Regions from separate parts of the Homo sapiens genome. Here all the other regions are linked to region 1. A link is a contact called in ENCODE Hi-C or POLR2A ChIA-PET data. All regions are on one chromosome and are shown on one strand. Each heading gives the region's core, a stretch centred on a gene start or an enhancer-like site at or near the end of the contact. The rest is flanking DNA. Distances are from core to core; before and after follow the strand shown.

Region 1 (3,601 bases), core at 532-3,031:
ATTACAGACATGTGCACGGCCGAGTTTTGCTATTTAAGCTCATGTAAAAGTTTTCTTCTCTTGCCAGCCCTCTTCTGTTTGGCTCCTCAAGAGTCTTTTGAACAACCTTGTCCAATATGATAGCAACTAGTCACTTGTAGTGATTCAAATTTAAATCAATTAAGATTAAATAAAATTCAAAATCTAGTTATTTAATCACACATGCCCAATAACTATATGTAGACAGCATTTTATGTAGAATTTATCCATCATCTCAAAAAGTTGTGTTGGACATTGCTGCTCTAGAGATATGGGTAAAATTATCATGGAAATGTTTAAATCATCACAAAAAGTTGTGTTGGACATTGCTGCTCTAGAGATATGGGTAAAATTATCATGGAAATGTTTAAAATAACATTGGGTTGGAGAATAGCAGCTCTTCTCAAAGTGTGGTCTGTGGATCAGTGGCATCAGCATTACCAGGCAACCTGATAGAATTGCAAATTCTCAGGTCCTATCTCAGATGACTGAAACAGAAACCCTGGCTGGTGGGGCTGAGCAAGAAAGTTTTAACAAACTTTTCGGGTGACTCTGATTTATTGGTGTAGAATATTAATAGTAAAAGAACAAAATTCAGAGCAGTAAATGTAAATTTTGCAGAATAGATATAATTAGCTATCGTGATTTTTAGAAAGAAGGGATGAATGTTACTAGTGAGGCTTATGCAGATGGCGGGCAAGGTCCTTCTAGCTTTTAAAAGTATATTAACTAATAGTACTGCACTCTGCAGATGTTGGCAAACCCTTTTGCTGCAGGGGCTTGATATTTAATACCTGTGGATCAAGCAGAGTGGATATTAGCCACAAGCCTTGTATGAGTGGTGGGGAAGGAACTGAAGAGCAAGGACCATCTCAAGGGGCAGCCTCTTTTCAGTTTCTGCTGCTTTGTTACCATGTAGAAACAAACCCTGTATGCCCAGCTCCGTAGATTTGTTTTTCCAAGAGAAACCAGAAACTTTGATTTTTTAACTGTGATATCTCCATATTTTAGAACATTGACATCCAATTCAAGACTTTGAAAATATTGTATGGGCTAAATAAAATCTGTTTGGCCCATATGCAGCCAGGGCACTGCCAGTTTATATCTCTTGTCTCTAGTATCATATGCCACAAGAATTCCCAGTCTTTTCCTGATGAAGAGCTGTTTTTGATTTACTTGAACCAAATGAATTACTAATTTTAGAGGATATATATATATATATATATATATATATATATATATATGAGACATTTATCTTTTATCTGTTTGGGCCTCAACCCTGAGGTCAAGATGTCAGTAGACAAGGTGTCCTTCAGTAGTACTGCGCTCTAAACACTCTCCATGTCCGACATCTTCAGGAGGCCCTGTCTCCCACTACTGGATCTGTCCTTCTTCTCACAGACTCGACTGGCTTGCCCTTATTGTGATGTCCCTAGGTGTCCCAGGGATGGTCAGTGGGAGGAACTTTGGAAAGTTTACCTGTACCTGACAAGTCTTGAGGATTAGCCAGGAAGTGGCTGTGGGTTTATGATGTACTCTTCTGGTTAGAGGGAAGATAGATTTGGTAATTAGTGAGCCTTTTGATATATTTTTAGAGGAAGAAAGTAACTATGAATTAGTAGGAGCAGAATATCCTGGTTTTGAATAGGAAAACCATCTTGTTGTAACAGGTATATAACTGGAAAGAAAAGAGAAGGGCAATTGATTTATGGACTATGGAAGGAACCCAGCTTGGCAGAACTTCATTGAATTTCACTCTGTGGACCAGCAGGGGGCATTCAAAGACCCTAAATCAAGGGCTCATAATTTTTTTTCCTTCTTTTGCTTCATTCTATGCAAACATTCTGTTTCTGCTTAAACTTTCACCAACTAATTTTAGCATTCATCAAGGTTCATCAGATCTTGCCTGTGGCAATGATTTCTGTGGAATTCTAATTGTGACTTTTAATGTCTCTCATTCTTTCAACATTTATTAGTTGGAATTCTTTTGCAAAGAAGAGTTGTCCCTTCTTCATTTTAAGTATTTATATCAGTGTAGACTCATGAAAATTTCATTCCTTGGAATGAAGGAAAAAAAATTATAATCCAATCCAATTCAATCATTATTTTATTTGCTTTTATTTTTGCTCAAATTGTTCCAGTTTTGGCAGTTGGGGAACACTTTCAGTTTGGCTTCTTTGTGCCCTTTTGTCATCCTGTGTGCTGTCATCCTTTTGTTTGTTTTGAGCACTTCCTTAGTTTCTGGCACCACAAGATATTTGAGGCTTGTCTTGTATTTTCTTTGCCTTAGCCTTAGAAGGGGTTTACAGTATTTCTACTTTTATTTCACTTATGAATCCTATATTTTGAAGTTTTTTCCCTGTGAAATTGTATTTATGTATTAGCTAATTAATATTCTTACAAGGTAAAACTATTGTTAAGATTCATATTTAGATTGCCTGAGATTGGCAGTGCTACTGCTACTTGTGGGCATAATTCCAGTCAAAAGCAAGGAAAAACAGTTTTTAGTTCTAGCTGACTACCTTTTTAAGAGCAAGCATCTGGTTTATGTCAGGTTTTCCCAGTGCCAGAATTACTGCTGAGTTTTCATTAGTACCTGTAATGTAGTCCCCAGATTATCACAGCTGAGTGGCTCAGGGACCTTGACAGATTCTGACCTCATCAACAACTTGAGGTTATATTTTTTGGGGGAACTTACTGAGAGTTTAGAATAAGACTTGATCTAATAGCAACAGTATAGATAAGAACAATGAAGTTTTACATTTGTGTGTATCTTTGTAGCTATGGCAGGTTGAATACTAAGATGACTTCCAGTGATCTATGCTCTTACATAATCTCCTTCCCCTTGAGTTGTGGCAGCGACATGTAAATATGATGGTATATAATTCCTATGATTTGATTATGTTATATGACAAAGTTGACTTTAAGAGAGTGGCATTATCCTAGGTAGACCTGACCTTAGATCAGATAAGCCCTTAACAGGGGCCATGTTCTTCCTGAAGAAATTCAAAGTGTAAGAAGGATTCCATGTGAGGGAGATTCTTTGTTGTTGGTTTTAAAGATGAAGGGGGCCACATGGCTAGGAATATAGGCAACTTCTAGTAGCTGGAGAGCATCTCCTGGCTGATAACCATCAAGGAAATGGGAAACTCAGTCTTACAACCACAAGTAACTGAATTCTGGCAGCAACTTGAATGAACTTTTTTTGTTGTTTTTTTTTGTTTGTTTGTTTTTGAGACAGAGTCTTGCTCTGTTGCCCAGGCTGGAGTGCAGTGGTGCGATCCTGGCTCACTGCAAACCTCTGCCTCCTGTGTTCAAGCGATTCTCGTGCCTCAGCCTCCCAAGTACCTGGGATTACAGCCACACCTGGCTAATTTTTCTGTTTTTAGTAGAGACGGGGTTTTCACTGTGTTGGCCAGGCTGGTCTCGAACTCCTGAGCTCAAGCGATCTACCCACCTTGCCCTCCCAAAGTGCTGGGATTACATGCGTGAGCCACGCGCCCGGCCTTGAATGACCTTTTTGAAGGCTTTTCTCCAGAGAACACAGCCCTGATAATAGCCTGATTCAACTTGTGAGACTCTG
Region 2 (3,555 bases), core at 503-3,002, 230 kb after region 1:
TGGAAATGAACTCAGCCTCATATAATGTGTTCTTAGTGCATCCACGATGTCTTCTAGTGACCTATCATTTCCCCTTCTTAAGTTCACAAGCTATCTGTTTATTAATGTCGTGGATAATATTTTATTTCTTTTTCTTTTTTTCTAGACACAAGGTCTCACTGTGTTGTTCAGGCTGGTCTTGAACTCCTGGACTCAACTGATCTGCCCACCATGGCCTCTCAAAGTGGTGGGATTACAGGCATGAGACATTGTGCTCAGCCTGCCTTTGATAATATTTTCATTATTTGAGTTTGTGAAATCTAACTTCATTCTTCTTTTGAAAACGGAGACCTTAATTTGCTTTTCGTCAGTTACCTGGCACAGCTAGCCTTCTCTGCATTTCTTTAAAGATTCTTGAGATTCTTTCCTGTCTCACTCTCTCAAAGAAAATAAGTATAAGTGAATTACCACTAAGTACAAAGAACATTAAATTTAAACTTGCATGTTTCTAATGGGAATTACCATTTCCAAAGCAATGAGTGTGTGTGACTGTGTGTTTATGTTCATGTCAACATAAATATGTGTTTATGTTGGAGAAAAGTTTACGGCAGAAGAAGGTACCAGTGGCTTACTTTTATTCTCCCATGGTGTCTGAGGACCAGGAAAGAGTTAGAGAAACAAGCCTCCATAAACGCAACATATGGAGTTAGAACCTCACTATGTTGAGCTTGCTTTTAACTTTATTTTCTACTTCTAGTTCTTATTGGCCAGAGTATAGGCTTTTAATGGGGAAGACTTATAGACCGAAAGAAATCAAGAATCTGCTGCCTTCATAGAACTCATTTCTACATTGCAAATCCTGAGTATGTTGACTTCAAGACCAATTAAAACAAAACCAAATTAAATAAACAAAAACAGCTCCAAACGCCAATGGTTATTTCAGACCACAGAGGGGTAAATAAAAGCTTGAATGCTTAAAACCATTGGTTTTGATAAAAGTTATTAGAATTGATGATGCCTCTGCCAAAAATTCACAGTGCCATTGGCTGATATGGCTTTCCCCCCAATTAAAGCTTTCATCTTTAAATGATCTGTGAATAGACAAGACCACATAGTTTATACTTGTTGAAAATGCTACCACATTCCCTTTTTTTTTGGACAAGGTCCTGCTCTGTGGCCCAGACTGGAGTGCAGTGGTATGACCATAGCTCACTGCAGCCTTGAACTCCTAGGCTCATGAGATTTCTTCATCGGCCTCCAGAGTAGCTAGGACTACAGGCCCAAACTAGCACACTGGGCTAATTTTTAAGTTTTTTTTTTTTCTAGAGAGAGTGTCTCACTATGGTGCCCAGACTGGTCTTAAACTCTTGGCCCCAAGATATCCTCACCTCAGCCCTCAGCCTCCCAAAGTGTTGGGATTACAGGCATGAACCACCATGCTTAGCCCCACATTTCTTTTTTCTTTCTTTGTTTCTTTTTTTTTTTTTTTTTTTAACCTTTGTAAGCTTGACATTGTAAAGATTCTTCTAAATTAAGCTATGAGGTTTGCTATTTTGGGCACCCTTCTCGGCAAGCCCATGCCTTGTGACATTACTTCTGCTTTGTTTACCAATAGTGTGTGTCAGGGCTGCTGGTTGTGGCAAACTCAGCCACAAGAGAAGAAGCTGAGAGAACTTTATCTCTCTCACTTGAAGGCACCAACATACTGGAAGGGGAATCTGGAAGATCCGGTGGTCATAAGACATATCATTTATGCATGGTAACTTCTCTCCTAATGAAGTTTAGCAACTAAGATTGTTTCTGGTTTCAGTCTGAAAGAAGGTTCCTATTCATGAAGTACTTCTTGTGTGAAACGGCACACAGTCATCATTTACTTCACAGCTGAACTTTGGTATGAGCTGCTTAACTGCTTTCTTTGACAATAGTTTTTAACCTATTTGCATATTTCCATCAGATTAATCTTTCCAAATCATGGTTCTGATTGTCAGGATAATGATGTATCTACAACTCCTGCCCAAGATAGAATTTCCTTCCTTCCTTCCTTCTTTCCTTCTTTCCTTCCTTCCTTCCTTCCTTCCTTCCTCCCTTCCTCCCTGTCTTTTCTTTCTTTCTTGGAGTCTTGCTTCTTTGCCTAGGCTGGAGTGCAGTGGTGTGATCTCAGCTCACTGCAACCTCTGCCTGCCAGGTTCAAGTGATTCTCCCACCTCAGCCTCTCAAGTAGCTGGGACTACAGGTGCATGCCACCATGCCTGGCTAATTTTTGTATTTTTAATAGAGATGGGGGTTTCACCATGTTGGCTAGATTGGTCCTGAACTCTTGACTTCAAGTGATCTGTCTGCCTTGGCCTCTCAAAGTGCTGAGATTATAGTCTTGAGCCACCACACCAGGCAGAATTTGCTTTCTATCTGGAAGAGTGAAGGAAAAAAAATCATATTTCTACTTTATCATCATTGAATATTTTCTTAATTGGAAAAAGCCTTACAGATAAATATTACTCCTTGGCAAAGAAAGCAATTGCCATTATAATACATCTTCGGGAGAGGGATATCCAAACTAATACTCAATTTACCAGGTAATCTCAAATTTTGTTCAGTTGACATTTGTTGAAATTATTTTACTATTGTCTACTTCATGTTTTCAGTCTGGCACAGAGGAATCACAGTATAAACACAATGTAGATTATATGTACAACTGAACAACAGATGTTAGGTAAACTTGTATTTTCAACATTCCATAAAGTTATCCTGAGATAACCATTTTTTAAAAATTAAAATTATTATAGTATGTAGTCTATTCACTTGTGACATAAAGAGCTAGTGCTCACCAAACATTGTATGTGTTTCCATTTATTTTCTAGCCTCTTTTGCCTTTCAGTTGGGGCCACATGCCTAGTTCTGGCCAGTGAATAATAAGTGGAAGAGGGGGCGGTTCCAAGATGGCCAAGTAGGAACAGTTCCAGTCTACAGCTCCCAGCACGAGCAATGCAGAAGACAGATGATTTCTGCATTTCCAACTGAGGTACCAGGTTCATCTCACTGGGGATTGTCAGACAGTGGGTGCAGGACAGTGGGTGCAGTGCACCAAGTGTGAGCCGAAGCAGTGTGAGGCATTGCCTCACCCGGGAAGCACAAGGGGTCAGGGAATTCCCTTTCCTAGCCAAGAAAAGGGGTGACAGACGGCACCTGGAAAATCAGGTCACTCCCACCCATATACTGCACTTTTCCGATGGTCTTAGCAAATGGCACACCAGGAGATTATATCCCGCACCTAGCTTGGAGGGTCCTATGGCCACGAAGCCTCGCTTGTTGCTAGCACAGCAGTCTGAGATCAAACTACAAGGCGGCAGTGAGGCTGGGGGAGGGGAACACGCCATTGCTGAGGCTTGAGCAGGTAAACAAAGTGGCCAGGAAGCTTGAACTGGGTGGAGCCCACCGCAGCTCAAGGAGGCCTGCTTGCCTCTGCAGACTCCACCTCTGGGGGCAGGGCATAGCCAAACAAAAGGCAGCAGAAACCTCTGCAGACTTAAATGTCCCTGTCTGACAGCTTGGAAGACAGTAGTGGTTCTCCCAGCATGC
Region 3 (3,206 bases), core at 73-2,572, 250 kb after region 1:
ATGGTTGCAATTTCAAAAAGATTTAAGGAAGGCTCACTGAGTTGTGGCATTTGGCCAAAGACCCAAAGGAAGCAAGGGAGTGAGGCACACTGATGGCTTCTAGGGCAAAAGTGTTCTTGGTTGAGAGAACAGCAGTGCCAAAATCCTGAGGTGGGAGTGTGTCTGATGCATTGGAGAACAGAAAGAAGACAAGTGTGTTCAGTATAGAGTGGATGGGAGGGAGGAGAAAAGGTCAGGTACCTAACAGGGAGTCAGACTGCACAGGGTCTTTCAGCCATTGAAAGACCTTTGGTTTGGGAAGCCTTTAGGGAGGGGAGAGGGTAGAACAAAAGAAAGGCAGGATCTGGCCTACATTTATATGGGTCACTCTGGCCACTGTGTTGAGCATAGAGTTTGGGGGCAAAGTTCTGAAGGAAATCCTAAAAAGATATTTATTTGTTAATGGGAGTGGAGTTCATGATGTTTGGAGTTGAGAGTTGTATGAAGGGTGGGCAGGGTTGACAGCCTGCACAATATGGACTACACAGATTCCAAAGATGCCATGCCCATGGGCAAGCTGTTCATGGGTAACTCTGGTAATAAGGCCATGCTCTAGAAAGAGTACAACATGATGTCTGGTATGGGCTTGGGACCTGTGGGGCGGTACCTGCTGTCTGCTTTGGGGTTGAGGCAGTCAGTCCCTCAGAGGTCCTGTGCTACAGTTCGGATATTTGGCCCTCCAAGCTGCAGGTTGAAATCTGATCCCCAGTGTTGGAAGTGGGGCCTAATGAGACATGTTTGGGTCATGGAGGTGGATCCCTTACGAATGGTTTGGTGCTGTCCTCTCCGTAATGAGTGAGTTCCCTTCTCACTCTAGTAGTTCTCTGGAGAGCTGATTATTAAAAAGAGTCTGGCACCTCCTCTTCTCTCTCTCTTGCTTCCTCTTACCATGTATTCTGCCTGTGCCAGCTCCCTTTCCCTTTCTGCCATGAGTAGAGGCAGCTTGAGGCCCTCACCAGGTGCAGACGCTGGCTCCATGCTTCTTGTACAGTTTACAGAATTGTGAGCCAAGTAAACCGGTTTTCTTTATAAATTATCCAGCCTCAGGTATTCCTCTATAGCAAAACAAATGGACTAAGACCCCCCTGTGATTGGAGCAACTTGTTGAGGCTAGCTAGTAAAGGGGACAACTGCCCACGGAGGAGTTCTTTCTTCCTGAGTGAATGGGTCAGACTCGTTTTTAAAAAATTTCTGTGGTGCTCATGTCTGAGGGAATTTGAGCAAAATGTCATGGGCAGCAGACCACAGCTGGGTGGTTCCCACTAGAGAAATTCTACTTTATTCCTTCATTAGTACTAATGAAACTCACTCTGTGAAAGGAAATCACATGACGAGACCACAGCTGTTTCACCGAAAGTGCCACTAACTTGAGCTGTAAAGCTGTTCATAACCTTTAACCTGGAGCTGAGGCTTCAATAAAATAAGCCCCAAATAAACAACCAAAGAAGTAATTGCACAGACATGTTTCAAATTTAACACTGAGAATTTATAACCTAAAATGATCCAAGTGTTCAAGAAGAAAGTAATAGCTAAACAAATCACAAAAAAATATATATATAAAATAAGAAGATGGAATGCCACAGAGACATTAGAAATAAAATCTCTGGGGGTTCTTTTGGTGAAATGAAAAGTACCTAAGAGGGCCGGGCACGGTGACTCACGCCTGTAATCCCAGCACTTTGGGAGGCCGAGGCGAGTGGATCATGAGGTCAAGAGATCGAGACCATCCTGGCCAACACGGTGAAACCCGTCTCTACTAAAAATACAAAAATTAGCTGGACGTGGTGGCACATGCCTGTAGTCCCAGCTACTCAGGAGGCTGAGGCAGGAGAATCGCTTGAACTGGGAGGTGTAGGTTGCAGTGAGCGGAGATCACGCCACTGCACTCCACCCTGGTAACAGAGCCAGACTTCATCTCAAAAAAAAAAAAAAAAAAGTACATGAGATTATTTAGGTGAATAATGTAAAACAAAAAATTGAATGTTTGTATAATTATACCTATTATCTCAAATATGTGTACTCACTGGCAGATGGATTTAGAGAAATAGAGTTTATAAATGAATTTGGAGAAATAAAAATTGAGCTTAAACTCACGGGTTGTTTTATGTAAAGTGATTAGATTGTAAACATAAATATAAAAAATAAAGTCTTCAGAGGAGATGGGGGAGGTAGGCAGCTTCAGTGCAGAATAAGGCTGCTGACTCTCCGTCCTTATACACTACTTAGACTGTTAGTACTCTTCAGTAAAGTGTATTTATCTTTATTACTTTTCAAATAGAACAAGTTTACCTTTTATTATGAAAATAATGTATTATTATTATTTTAATTCAAAGAGTACAGGAACACTTAAAAGAGAAAGTACAACTAACCATGAATCTTACCATCTATGGTGATTCATATTTTAAATATCAGAAAAAAGGCACCTATGCCTCATCTTCCTCATTAATATGGCCTATTCACTATGTGCTGAGAAGACTAAGGAAGAAGCAGATAAGGCGAGAGCCCTTGATTATTAGCCTTGAAAGCCCACCAGAATAGGAGGGAATATTCCCAGGTTGCTGTGTACTTGGTCACTGATGACTCATCTCTGTCCCAAAGGCCATGTGCAGCTCTGTCAGCTCTATGAACAGCCCTACCACTGGATTTCAGAATGAAAGATTAGAAAGCCACCTTTGTGTGCCTTCTTTGTAAGCAAACTTATATATTTACATTGTGGAAAAGTGGTGCCAAGTTTAATGAGTTAAATTCCTCTGTTTAGTAAAGATAGTGACATATAAGAATATACTTTTTTTCCTCCAAGGGGCTCAATGAATGTGTAAAGTAAGTTTTTTGGGGGGCAGGGGATAATATTTAAAATATAGACCATCACAGCTGGTAGAATTTTACTTTCTCCTTTAAATATTACTGTACTGTTTGATTTTTTAAAAATGAGTGCATTATTTTTACAATGAAAGGTAAATTTGTCCTGTTTGAAAAAAATGCACCGAGTCAATATTTTTATTTTTCCTAAATTGACCCTTATAAATATTAATAGATCAGATCACATAAAATTAAAAATCTCTGTGACAACCTTCCCCAACCCAATAAACAATGTTTAAAGATTGATGACAAACTGGGACTATCAATTATTATTTAAAATACATAAAATAATTTATAAATCACAAAGA

The links. A loop is a pair of places that touch in the nucleus more often than their neighbours do. ChIA-PET counts read pairs that join two places held with the same protein, here RNA polymerase II (POLR2A). Pooled maps may share reads with other maps.
Region 2: a loop to region 1 is called in a map of GM12878, with 2.6 times the contacts of the local background. The contact joins two enhancer-like sites. A Hi-C loop is called at or near these places in 5 of 168 maps with a recorded cell type or tissue (A673, CD14-positive monocyte, GM12878 and 1 more), 8 of 37 single-sample maps with no recorded cell type and 5 of 50 pooled maps. POLR2A ChIA-PET finds 5 or more read pairs at or near these places in 2 of 52 experiments (A673 and PC-9).
Region 3: a loop to region 1 is called in a map of HepG2, with 7 times the contacts of the local background. The contact joins two enhancer-like sites. A Hi-C loop is called at or near these places in 3 of 168 maps with a recorded cell type or tissue (Caco-2, HepG2 and naive thymus-derived CD4-positive, alpha-beta T cell), 20 of 37 single-sample maps with no recorded cell type and 7 of 50 pooled maps. POLR2A ChIA-PET finds 5 or more read pairs at or near these places in 2 of 52 experiments (GM12878 and activated naive CD4-positive, alpha-beta T cell).

Annotation. Positions count from the first base shown.
Region 1 is chr3:101,807,595-101,811,195 of GRCh38, forward strand. All of the region lies in intron 6 of NXPE3 (neurexophilin and PC-esterase domain family member 3), which reads left to right. Among named protein-coding and RNA genes, the nearest start is that of NXPE3, 30 kb to the left of the region's middle. Within about 2 kb of position 1,782, at least 5 of the 41 ENCODE cell types and tissues checked have a DNase peak (open chromatin) inside an H3K27ac peak, as active enhancers do; they include CD14-positive monocyte, where a contact is called at or near this core.
Region 2 is chr3:102,037,024-102,040,578 of GRCh38, forward strand. No RefSeq gene overlaps it. Among named protein-coding and RNA genes, the nearest start is that of RDUR, 98 kb to the left of the region's middle. Within about 2 kb of position 1,753, at least 4 of the 41 ENCODE cell types and tissues checked have a DNase peak (open chromatin) inside an H3K27ac peak, as active enhancers do; they include CD14-positive monocyte, where a contact is called at or near this core.
Region 3 is chr3:102,058,394-102,061,599 of GRCh38, forward strand. No RefSeq gene overlaps it. Among named protein-coding and RNA genes, the nearest start is that of RDUR, 120 kb to the left of the region's middle. Within about 2 kb of position 1,323, at least 3 of the 41 ENCODE cell types and tissues checked have a DNase peak (open chromatin) inside an H3K27ac peak, as active enhancers do.